Linked DNA regions of Homo sapiens: all the other regions are linked to region 3. Evidence: chromatin contacts called from ENCODE Hi-C or POLR2A ChIA-PET data. All regions are on one chromosome and are shown on one strand. Each heading gives the region's core, a stretch centred on a gene start or an enhancer-like site at or near the end of the contact. The rest is flanking DNA. Distances are from core to core; before and after follow the strand shown.

Evidence for each region. Hi-C counts contacts between places; a loop is a spot of excess contacts on that map. ChIA-PET counts read pairs that join two places held with the same protein, here RNA polymerase II (POLR2A). Pooled maps may share reads with other maps.
Region 1: a loop to region 3 is called in a pooled map, with 5 times the contacts of the local background. The contact joins the enhancer-like site here to the promoter of DDX54 in region 3. A Hi-C loop is called at or near these places in 29 of 168 maps with a recorded cell type or tissue (B cell, CD4-positive, alpha-beta T cell, Caco-2 and 22 more), 8 of 37 single-sample maps with no recorded cell type and 27 of 50 pooled maps. POLR2A ChIA-PET finds 5 or more read pairs at or near these places in 10 of 52 experiments (AG04449, AG04450, HEK293T and 6 more).
Region 2: a loop to region 3 is called in a map with no recorded cell type, with 5 times the contacts of the local background. The contact joins the enhancer-like site here to the promoter of DDX54 in region 3. A Hi-C loop is called at or near these places in 2 of 168 maps with a recorded cell type or tissue (B cell and OCI-LY7), 11 of 37 single-sample maps with no recorded cell type and 8 of 50 pooled maps. POLR2A ChIA-PET finds 5 or more read pairs at or near these places in 10 of 52 experiments (A549, B cell, CD4-positive, alpha-beta T cell and 7 more).

Annotation. Positions count from the first base shown.
Region 1 is chr12:113,297,534-113,301,238 of GRCh38, reverse strand. TPCN1 (two pore segment channel 1) reads right to left here. Exons shown (of 28, transcript NM_017901.6): 28 at 2,654-3,705. It overlaps SLC8B1 (solute carrier family 8 member B1), which reads left to right. Exons shown (of 16, transcript NM_001358345.2): 16 at 1,265-2,468. The coding sequence ends at 1,462. Among named protein-coding and RNA genes, the nearest start is that of MIR6762, 7.9 kb to the right of the region's middle. RefSeq lists a silencer at 1,121-1,415 and enhancers at 1,454-2,149, 2,150-2,847. Within about 2 kb of position 1,483, at least 29 of the 41 ENCODE cell types and tissues checked have a DNase peak (open chromatin) inside an H3K27ac peak, as active enhancers do; they include HCT116, IMR-90, PC-3 and 10 more, where a contact is called at or near this core.
Region 2 is chr12:113,073,993-113,077,392 of GRCh38, reverse strand. All of the region lies in intron 2 of DTX1 (deltex E3 ubiquitin ligase 1), which reads right to left. Among named protein-coding and RNA genes, the nearest start is that of DTX1, 19 kb to the right of the region's middle. Within about 2 kb of position 1,997, at least 5 of the 41 ENCODE cell types and tissues checked have a DNase peak (open chromatin) inside an H3K27ac peak, as active enhancers do; they include B cell, GM12878 and OCI-LY7, where a contact is called at or near this core.
Region 3 is chr12:113,183,602-113,187,016 of GRCh38, reverse strand. DDX54 (DEAD-box helicase 54) reads left to right here and starts at 1,539. Exons shown (of 20, transcript NM_024072.4): 1 at 1,539-1,739. The coding sequence starts at 1,566. It overlaps RITA1 (RBPJ interacting and tubulin associated 1), which reads right to left and starts at 1,296. Exons shown (of 4, transcript NM_032848.3): 1 at 996-1,296; 2 at 701-832; 3 at 1-334. The coding sequence starts at 270. RefSeq lists enhancers at 1-304, 305-955, 956-1,605, 1,643-1,722 and a silencer at 1,013-1,152.

The DNA of each region.
Region 1 (3,705 bases), core at 234-2,733, 110 kb before region 3:
CTCTACTGTTTATGTTTGGCTGCCTTTGCTTTGTTGTCTGTTTGTCCATGCCTGTCTGTCCATGCCTCCATCTATTCTTTTCTTTTTTCTTCTTTTGTTTTTTGAGATGGAGTTTTGCTCTGTCACCCAGGCTGGAGTGCAGTGGTGCAATCTTGGCTCGCTGCAGCCTCCACCTCCCAGGTTCAAGTGATTCTCCTGCCTCAGCCTCCCGAGTAGCTGGGATTACAGGCATGTGCTACCACACCTGGCTAATTTTGGTATTTTTAATAGAGACGGGGTTTCACCATGTTGGTCAGGCTGGTCTCGAACTCCTAACTTCAAGTGATCTGCCCGCTTTGGCCTCCCAAAGTGTTGGGATTACAGGCCTGAGCCACCCTGCCCGGCCTAACGCATCCATATTGTTTCTTGATGCATTTCACAGTAAGTGGTGAACATCCGCTTGTGCATGTCGTTGACTAGAGTTCAGCATTAAAAACAGAGGGAATTATAATGACATCTGACTCGAGGCAGGGGAGAGGCACCCAGGCAGGTGGACCTGGCTGAAGTTGGAAGAGAAGGTTCCTTTTCCCTGCTGTTTCTGCGTCTGGAAACTTCTGGGGCCACGTCTGGGTAACTTCAGGGTGGGGCATGCCATCCCACAGGGCAGGCCGGGCTGCTGCAGGCCAGTCTTCCTTAAGTGGCCCCCAGCTGGTGCCCTCAAACACTGTTGAGGCTGCATTGTTGTTGTTGTTGTTGTTGTTATTTTATTTATTTTTTGAGACAGAGTCTTACTCCATCACCCAAGCTGGAGTGCAGTAGCACGATGTCGGCTTACTGCAACCTCCGCCTCCTGAGTTCAAGTGATTCTCCTGCCTCAGCCTCCCCAGTAGCACACTGCCATGTCTGGCTAATTTTTGTATTTTTAGTAGATACAGGGTTTCACTGTATTGGCCAGTGGTCTCGAACTCCTGGCCAATACAGGTCGAACTCCTGACCTCAGGTGATCCACCTGCCTCAGCCTCCCAAAGTGCTGGAATTACAGGCATGAGCCACTGTGCTCGGCTGAGATTGCATTGTTGTTGAGGGTGCATTGTTGTTGAGGGTGCATTGTTGTTGAGGCTGGATTGTTGTTGAGGCTGCATTGTTGCTGAGGCTGCATTGTTGCTGAGGCTGCATTGTTGTTGAGGCTGCATTGTTGTTGAGGCTGCATTGTTGTGTTGGCCACAGACGGGGCGGGGCCTGTGACGGGCAGTGACTCAGCCTCTCTCCCCTCATTCTTCCACAGCTGGAGCCAGACGGACTGCTGGTGTGGGTCCTGGCAGGCGCCCTGGGGCTCAGCCTCGTCTTCTCCCTGGTCTCAGTCCCATTGCAGTGCTTCCAGCTCAGCAGAGTCTATGGCTTCTGCCTGCTCCTCTTCTACCTGAACTTCCTTGTCGTGGCCCTCCTCACTGAATTTGGAGTGATTCACCTGAAAAGCATGTGACTGAAGCCGCTTAGTGCTGTGGCCTCACTGCAGGCAGGAGCCCCGCCCCTCCTGCCGGGGGAGGCCCAGGGACCGGAGCATTTCTGCAAGGCCCTTGTGGGCACGAGAGTGCGGCCCTTGCTGCTGGAGATCTGAGGTCACTGCTGTGAGCTGGGAGAACTGCTGTGTACCTCTTGCTGCCAGCACCCAACAGCCTTGCCGTGGGGACCTTGGAAACCTGGCTTTGCTCTGGACAAAGGGTTCCAGAGAGAAGCTAGAAGTCCCCCTTGAATGACCCCCAGAGCCCCTCTGAGAAGGGCTGGAGTTTGGGGGAAGGGGATGGCTGGATGTGCTCCAGGCCATGCTGGAGGTACCCCCGAGGCACAGGCACTGCCCGTTCCCCTTGCCTGGGCTTCAGGCCTTCTGGCACCTTCTCAGGACACAAGTGGCTGCCCAACCCTGACTCAGAGAATGAGGGTGGCTTGGACCCCTGGGAATCAGGCCGCCGAGGGCTGAGCTCCAGAGCCGCACCATCTGCCACAAACAGAATTCGAGACATACTTAATTTTGAATTTCTCCTTGCCACGTTAATAAAGCCAAAAGCAGCGGGTGCTATTCGTGGCAACACACTTCACTGAACCCACTTGCTTCCAAAACGATGCCAGCCCGAGGCACTGCTACGCCAGCAGCTGCCACATGGGATGGTGGCTCAGGCGCTCCCTCCAGGATTCTGCCCCTGCCTGTCCACAGACTCCTTTGTGCTGGAACCTGGGCTCCTCCAGCTGCCAGGCAGGAGTCGGTAGGACTGTGCCTGTGCCTCCCTCAGCGGGGCCCTGGGCGGGGTTCCAAGGCCTGCGAGCTGGGAAAGGACAGATGAGGGGACCTCGTGCCTTCTTGCTGTCATGCAATGACCCCGCCTTATGTTGCCGAAATAAGCAACTCTTAGGTTTGCCTGACTGCCTTATGCTGGTAAAGAAAAGGGATTCAACTGTCTCTTTTCCAAATAAAAAAAAAGTCAAAATTTCAAGTGTAGAGAAAATGACACCCCCAACTTTTACCAGTTCTTCCTCACCTGGGGCCAGTGCCAAGTGGCTGACCCCAGGGCACAGCTCGGGGTGGGGCTGAGGCAGGATCAGGAATGGCCATGGCCTTGGATGGGGCCACTCTCCCGACAATACCCAAAGCCACAGAAGTCAAGAGGCAGCAGCCATGTTTACAAAGCAGAGGCTCTTTTAGTAATGTGCTAGAAATCCAGAGACACAATGGGTTTTCTAGGAAACAAACCACCAGTGTACAAAACCGTACAGCATTGCTCCCGTGATCCGTACAAAATGATTGTCCGCATGGTGGAGTAAGGCTGGGGCTGTGGGAGGGGAAGCGAGGAGCTGAGGAGGGGCACAGTTCTATTGCCACCACCACCAGGCTGTGCCCCTGGCCGCCAGTGGGTGCCACTTGGGTGCACTCAACTATGACATCAAGGATGAGAGGGCATCTGAGCTAGATCACATCCCAGGGCCCACAGAGCTCACAGCCTGTGGGGGGACCCCAACTCCCTGCTGGGTGGGGCCAGGCATAACCTGGGGATAGCTGTCCCTAACCTCAATGACAAGGGCACCCACCCTGGCTGGACTCCCGTCTGTTGACACTGCTGCCATTGGGTATTTGTCAGGTCCTGGCCAAAACCAGGTCCTTTCTCAGGACAGGGTTGGGCAGATGGACACATTAACTCGCTCTGGACAGGGCCGAGATCCCACTCCTCCTGGAATAGGCCCCCCCACCTCGGGGCCTTGACTCCCCTGGGCAGACCCCGGGGTGCTGCTGGCCCCTCCACGTTTCCACCCCTGGGGAGGAAGAAGGGCCCAGGCGAGGCCCAGATGCTCAGGTCAGAGACTCACACCTTTAGAAGCTGTCCCCTGACCCTTGCTTCCAAAACGCCCATTTCAACACACAAAAGCTAAAAGGCACCCAATTGTGCAATAAAGTTCCCTCTCTGTGAAAGGGAGGGGGTTCTGGCCTGGGGCTCGATGTGGAGCTCCTGCTGATGGCCCATGGCCCTCCAGAGAGGAAGAGGACAAAGCCAGTCTGACTCCCGGGGGAATCACAGTGAGTCTCAATAATGTGTTGCTTTCCCAAAGGGCTGTGCTTTAAAAACAAACACCTGCTACTTGTCCAACTCCCCTGACCTGGGAAGGGGGGAAGGGGAGAACCATGCCGTGCTGGCTATGGGACCCAGCTTGGCCTTGGAGGTGGTTGGGAGGAGGGGG
Region 2 (3,400 bases), core at 748-3,247, 110 kb after region 3:
CAGCGGGCGTTGGTCTGCGCGGCTGGAAGGGCGGGCCACAGCCAGGCAAGGGTGGGCGGGAGGTTGGGGGGTCAGCACAGGCCTCCAGGGGGTCCACCCAGACTTGGGGAGAGGGTCAACACATGCACGGAGAGGAAGGAGGTCAAGGCCCAGGCATGAGGTTCAGCACAGGCTGGAGGGTCAGGACAGGCGGCAGCCAGGGTGAGGGGGGCCGGGGCTAAAGGTTCAGCGCATAGCACTGGGGCGAGAGGTGGGCAGGGGCGCGTGGTCAGTAGATTGGGCGTAGGGGCGGGAGAGCCACCAAACAGGGTGGGGGTGCCAAGATAGCCTGGGGTAGGAAACCAGCAAGGTGTGGAGGGCTCCCCCACCCTCCACCTCTCCAGGGCCAAGACAGACACTGAAGTGGGGGTTATCACAGGCCCTGGATGGTGCGGGGGAGGGCAAAGGGGGCCTGGGGGTTCTTCAGACCAGAGTCAGATAAAGTGGGGCAGGCATAGACAGAGACCAAGGCCATGCACATAGGCCCCATGCAGTCCTCTTCTTCATTATAGTTTGCTCACTCATTCAATGATTCATTCATCAATCTGTTCATGCCTTAGTTCATTAATTTAAGCACTATTTCATTTAGTCATTCAACAATTCTTGCATTAGTTCATTCACTTATCCATGCCCTAGTTCACATATTCATATATTCCTTCATTCAATGATTCATTCATTCATTGATTCTTTCCTTAGGTCATTCATTCGTGCCTGCAGTCATCCATTATGTTATTTTATTTTATTTATTTATTTAGAGACAGGGGTCTCCCTATGTTGCCCAGGCTAAGTCTCAAACTCTTCGGCTCAAGCAATCCAACCGCCTTGGCCTCCCAAAGTGCTGAGATGACAGGTGTGAGCCACCATGACCGGCCCCACTTTTTTTTTTTTTTTTTTTCCAGGCAGAGTATTGCTCTGTCGCCCAGGCTGGAATACAGTGGCACAATCTAGGCTCAATGCAATCTCCGCCTCCAGGTTCAAGCGATTCTCCTGCCTCAGCCTCCTGAGTAGCTGGGACTACAGGCATGCACCACCTTGCTGGGCTAATTTTTGTATTTTTAGTAGAGATGGGGTTTTGCCATGTTGGCCAGGCTGGTCTCGAACTCCTGACCTCAGGTGATCCACCCACCTCAGCCTCCCAAAGTGCTGGGATTACAGGTGTGAGCCACCGCCCCTGGGCCCCTTATGCTTTTTTTAAATTGATACCTTTATGTATTCTCCATCTTCAGCCCACTCCCGTATTCAGGCATTCAGACATTCCTTCATTTACCATCATCCTATTTAAAAATGTGCACCCCCCACGTACTTTCCCCTCTCTCCTTCCCCGCTCCATTTTCTCCCTCAGATATACTTCACATTCTACCCATTTATCTTGGTTTCTGTCTGTCCCCCCCTCGCTAGAATGTAATAGCCACAAGGTCAGGGATTTTGTTTTATTTACTGCTATATCCCCAGCACCTGCACACAGCAGGTGCTCGAGCGATATTTGTTGAATGAATGAATAAATTCATTAGGTCACAAATGGATTCTTTTTTTTTTAATTCATTCACACTTTGTGCTCATCCCTGCATTCGTCCATTCCTTCATTTGCTTATTTGTTACTTTCATTCATCTGTTTGTTTCATTTGTTACTTCCTTCAACAAACAACTGCTGACTGCCAGGTGGGCCCCCTTTCATAAAGGAGGGCACTGAGGCTTTACTCCAAACCACAGCTTCATGTTTGCCAAAGCTCTGCGTGCTCCCCTGACAGCAAGGCTCCACGGGAAACTCTGGGCTAACCAGAGATAACCCAAGGTCCAGGCCGCAGGACTTCTCAGAGCCTTTAGCCTGCTCTGTGTCTTGGGGCTGATGAAGTGAGTCTTTTGCTGGGTTCATTTGGCACACCTGCAGAAAGGCTGCACACTTGACTTCCCCTCAACTGCGGGAAAGTCCCTTAAGCCTCCTCAGGCCTTAGTGGCCCCATCTCAAAAAGAGGGGTGATCATCCATGACCCAGCCCTTCCCTCTCACACAGTATTTGGGGGAGGAGTGAGTGAGAACAGCTGCAGAGGGTCTGGGTGGGACCCCAGGGCTGGGAGGCAGACAGCCCTCACTTCAAGTCCTGACTTTCTGACTTTCCAGCTCTGTGACTGTGCGTAGGCAACTCAGCATCTCTGGGCCCCAGTTTTCTCATGTTGAAAATGGGCATAAGCAGACATGCAATAGAAGACTGCTGCGTTTGCCAGCTGTAGCAACAGTTGCTTGTGGGGTTGCTGAGAGGATCAATTGAGATAAATACCGTGTCTACTCTGATGATTCCAAAATCTGCCATCTTTGGCCCCGTCTTCTCCCCTGGGAGCCAGGTTCATGACCCTTCCCTGGAGAGGTTTAACAGGCACCTTGAACTCAGCTCTGCTCTCCCCTGCCCCAAACCTGCTCCTCCTGAAGTCTTCACATAGCAATTCCTGGCAGCTCCTGCGCTTCCGGATGCTCTTCCTTGGACCCCCAAATCTTGGTCTCATCCTTGACTTCTACCTCATATCCCACCTCCAATCTGTCAGTAAATCCAGTCATCTCCACCTTCAAACACATCCACATCTGACCACTGCTCCCCACTGCACTCACACCACCCAGTCCCCGCCATGTTATCTCTCCTGCCTGGACCATTGCAGTAGACTCATGACTGGCCTCTGTAATCCATTTCCCATACCGCAGCCAGAGGGATCCTGCTCAATGCAAGTCAGATCACATCTTTCCTCTGCTCAAAATCCTTCCTGGCTTCCGCTCACTTGGAGTAAAAGCCAAAGTCCTTGCCATGACCTACAACGAAATCACACATTGTGGGGCCCTGTCCTCCTCTGGCATTGTCTACCTCCCCCTTATCACTCACTCCATTCCAGCCACCCTGGCCTCCTTGCTGTTCCTCAAATACACCAGGCACTGTCCAGCCTCAGGGCCTTCTCACTGGCTGTTCCCTCTGCCTGGAATATGACCTCACCATTCCCAGATGTTCTCATCATTTCCTCCCTTCTTTCTTACAGGTGTGTGTTCAAACATCTAAAAGTGCAGCCCTCCTATTGCTGTCCTCTGAGCTTGCTTTATTTTCCTCCCTGGCACTTGGCATTACCTGACTGACTATATATATATATGAGAGAGAGTCTTTCTCTGTCACCCAGCCTGGAGTGCAGTGGCGTGATCTCGGCTCACTGCAACCTCTGCCTCCCAGGTTCAAACGATTCTCCTGCCTCAGACTCCCAAGTAGCTGGCATTACAGGTATGTGTCACCCAGCTGATTTTTTTTGTATTTTTCGTAGAGACGGGATTTCACCATGTTGGCCAGGCTGGTCTCGAACTCCTGACCTCAGGTGATCCACCTGCCTCAGCC
Region 3 (3,415 bases), core at 290-2,789:
GGGGGTGCTGCCCCTTGAGGGGGTGGTCTCACAGCTCCCCTTTGCCCCCAAGGCCTTCGATGCCTCCTTGCCCACGCCTCTGGTTCTGTTAGCCTTCTCCACCCAGGGCGGATCGAAGTCCGGTGGGGTAGGCCGGGTGCCTGCTGGGCTGCCAAACAGAGTCTCATCCACATATGACGTCCTGGCCTTGACCCGGTAGCCACCTCGGCAGCGGTGCTGAAGGCCGAGGGTCTGCATCCCACTGACGGCCAGCTCCACGGGGGTCTTCATGCTGCCTGTGGTCCCTGGTGACAGCAGGTGTGCTCTGCCGGCCAGGCCCTGCTTCCGAGGCTCCCTGTGAGAGGAGGTCAGAGTAGCACCCCTGAGCCACAGAAGTGCTAATGGAGGAAGACCGGTAGTGTCTGAAGTTCTCATCCCAAGGGTTTAGTTCTCTCTCAACCAGTCTCTCAAAGGGGAGCTGTCAACTTCAGGGGGCATTTTGGAAATTTCTTTGGCTTTTTTTTAGTTGTCATAATGGTGGTGAAAGGGGGGCTACTGGCAATTATTTACAGAATGACTCTGGCGGTGAAGGAGAGATGACACCTGTGTCTATTTAGGCACCAACCAGAAAACACACTATGGTGGTAGGGGAGACAGGCACTTTCCTATGTGTACTGATGGGGGTGGGGGCAATGACAGCCAGCGTGGATCCCATGCCTACCTCCTGCAAAGAGCTTTACAAGCATTGTTTCATTTAATCCTCTCAACAGCACTGTGAAGTAGCTTCGAATTTGTCCATTTTACGGATCACAAAACTGAGGTGAAGTCACATGTGTAGGTCACACCTATAAAGCTAAAACGGTGGAAGTGAAATCTGAGTCCAGAGCTTGTGTACTTGGCTACACTGCTATCGGGAGATCACCGCCGCCCCCACCGCCCCACATTCTGCGACTCCCAAATCAATGACCCGATTAAAAAGTGCCCGAGGTCCCTGCATTTTTGGGTTGTTCTCCTACCTGAGCATCTTGGCTCGTAGGCATCGGGATCCTCAGGGACCCGTCCCCGCACCTTCTTCCCACCAGGTCTGGACCCGTCGGTGAGGGCGCGGGGGCGCGCGGTGCATCCGGGATCCCCGTCAATCTGCAGCCCGGAATGCCTGGGGCCCCGGACCCCCGGCAGCCTAGGCCGTCCCGGGGCACCGCGCGCGGACGGACTCACCCGAGGAGCCGGCACAGGCTACGTGTGAACGGCCCGCGAATCCAGAAACCCAGAACCCAGCACTTTGCACCCAGCAACCAGGGAGCAGCCAGCAGCACTGCGGACGCGGCCCGGACCATTCGCGCCCGCGGATGGGGGGAGTCCGCCCAGGGGCGGGCGCCACGCTCCTGAGGCCCAGGAGGTCCCTAAACATGGAGAGGGTCCTCTGGTGCCACTCACTCAGGTGCGTGTGTACTAGGCCGCCGAGGGCCGCAGGCACTGGCGAAAGCTCAGCGGAGGTCACGTGGTCACCGCACCTCCCCCCCCCCCACGCAGTTGGTGCGCTCCTCAGGCCACGCCCCCTTCTGCGTTCCCAGCGCGCGGCCCGAATGGCGGCCGACAAGGGCCCGGCGGCTGGACCTCGGTCGCGAGCTGCCATGGCCCAGTGGAGGAAGAAGAAAGGGCTCCGGAAGCGCCGAGGCGCGGCCTCCCAGGCCCGCGGCAGCGACTCGGAGGACGGCGAGTTTGAGATCCAGGCGGAAGATGACGCCCGGGCCCGGAAGGTAGGCGCGTGGGGCTGGGACGCATGTTCGGGCCCGAGACCCGGCTCCGGGCAGCGCCTCGAGGCCTCAGTTTCCCCAGCTGGGGATTGGGCTCCGCAGAGTGTGGGGAGGGAGGCTGCCGACCCGAGGACCGGTCTTGGGACCGCCGGCCTGAGCACGTGTCTCGGGGCTTGTCAGGCTCAGGGTTCCGCGGCCAGAGCCTTGGGATCCCGGGGCTGGAGCCTGCGGGCCTTCCTGCCGGGTTTTGGTCGCGCGTCTCTCATTGGCTGCCTCCTGCTCGTGGGGCGGATCCTGGCTCCCTTTCGCCCAATGAAAAGTGCGGGTGCAGAAGATCTGACTTTGAGAGTTTGGAGCGTTCTTGGGAGGTTGAATTAAGGGGAGGCCAGACTGCGTGGCTTGAGACAGTGTGACGCCTCCAAACCTCTGGGAAACGAATTAAAACAATTTTTTTTGAGACAGAGTCTTGCTCTGTTGCTCATGCCGGAGTGCAGTTGTGTAGCCACGCCTTGCTACAGCCTCCGCCTCCTGGGCTCAAGCGATCCTCCCACGTCAGCCTCTCCGGTAGCTGAGACCACAGACATGCGCCACCACGCCCGGATAATTTTTAAATTTTTTGTAGAGACGGGGGTCTCCCTATGTTGCCCAGGATGGTCTCGAACTTCTGGCCTCAAGCAGTCCTCCCACTTCTGCTTCCCAAAGTGTTGGGATTAACAGGCGTGAGCCCGGCCAGTTTGTGTTTGTTGACCGTTTACTATGTGCCAGGCTCCATGCTAAGAGCTGTACGAGCCTTATTATTTAATCCTCACACCAACGTTGTGCTAACACCACCAGCAACTGTCATCTTCATTTTTCTACAGGAGGAAACTGAGGCCTAGAGGGTTAAGAAATAGTCAAAGGCCTGGTGTAGTGGCTACACGCCTGTAAACCCAGCACTTAGGGAGGCTGAGGTGGGAGGATTGCTTGAGGTCAGGAGTTCAAGATCAGCCTGGGCAACATAGGCAGACCCCGTCTCTACAAAAAATTAAAAAATTAGGATGGCCGCGGTGGCTCACGCCTGTAATCCCAGCACTTTAGGAGGCTGAGGCAGGCGGATCACCTGAGGTCGGGAGTTCAAGACCAGCCTGGCCAACATGGTGAAACCCTGTCTCTACTAAAAATACAAAAATAGCCAGGTGTGGTGGCATGTGCCTGTAATCCCAGCTACTCGGGAGGCTGAGGCAGGAGAATCGCTTGAAACTGGGAGTCAGAGGTTGCAGTGAGCCGATATTGCACCACTGCACTCCAGCCTGGGTGACAGAGCAAGACTCTGTCTCAAAAAATAAAAATTAGCCTGGCTTGGTGGCGCCCACCTGTGGTCCCACCTCCTGGAGAGGCAATGTGGGAGGATCACTTAAACCTGGGCGGCGGAGAGTACAGTGAGCTGTGGCTACACAACTGCACTCCATCATAAGCAACAGAGCAAGACTCTGTCTCCAAAAAAAGAAAAAAAAAAAAAAGGGAGATCCCATCTTTACAAAAAAAGAGAGAAAGCAGCTTGACCAAGACCTCACAGCTTGTGAGTACAAGAGCCAGGAGATTCAAACTTGAGACTGTCTGATTCCAAGGCCTGTGCCGTTTCCATTACTGAATGTCATGTGTATGCACATGAAGGGATGGGTGTGAGCACCAATGGGGCA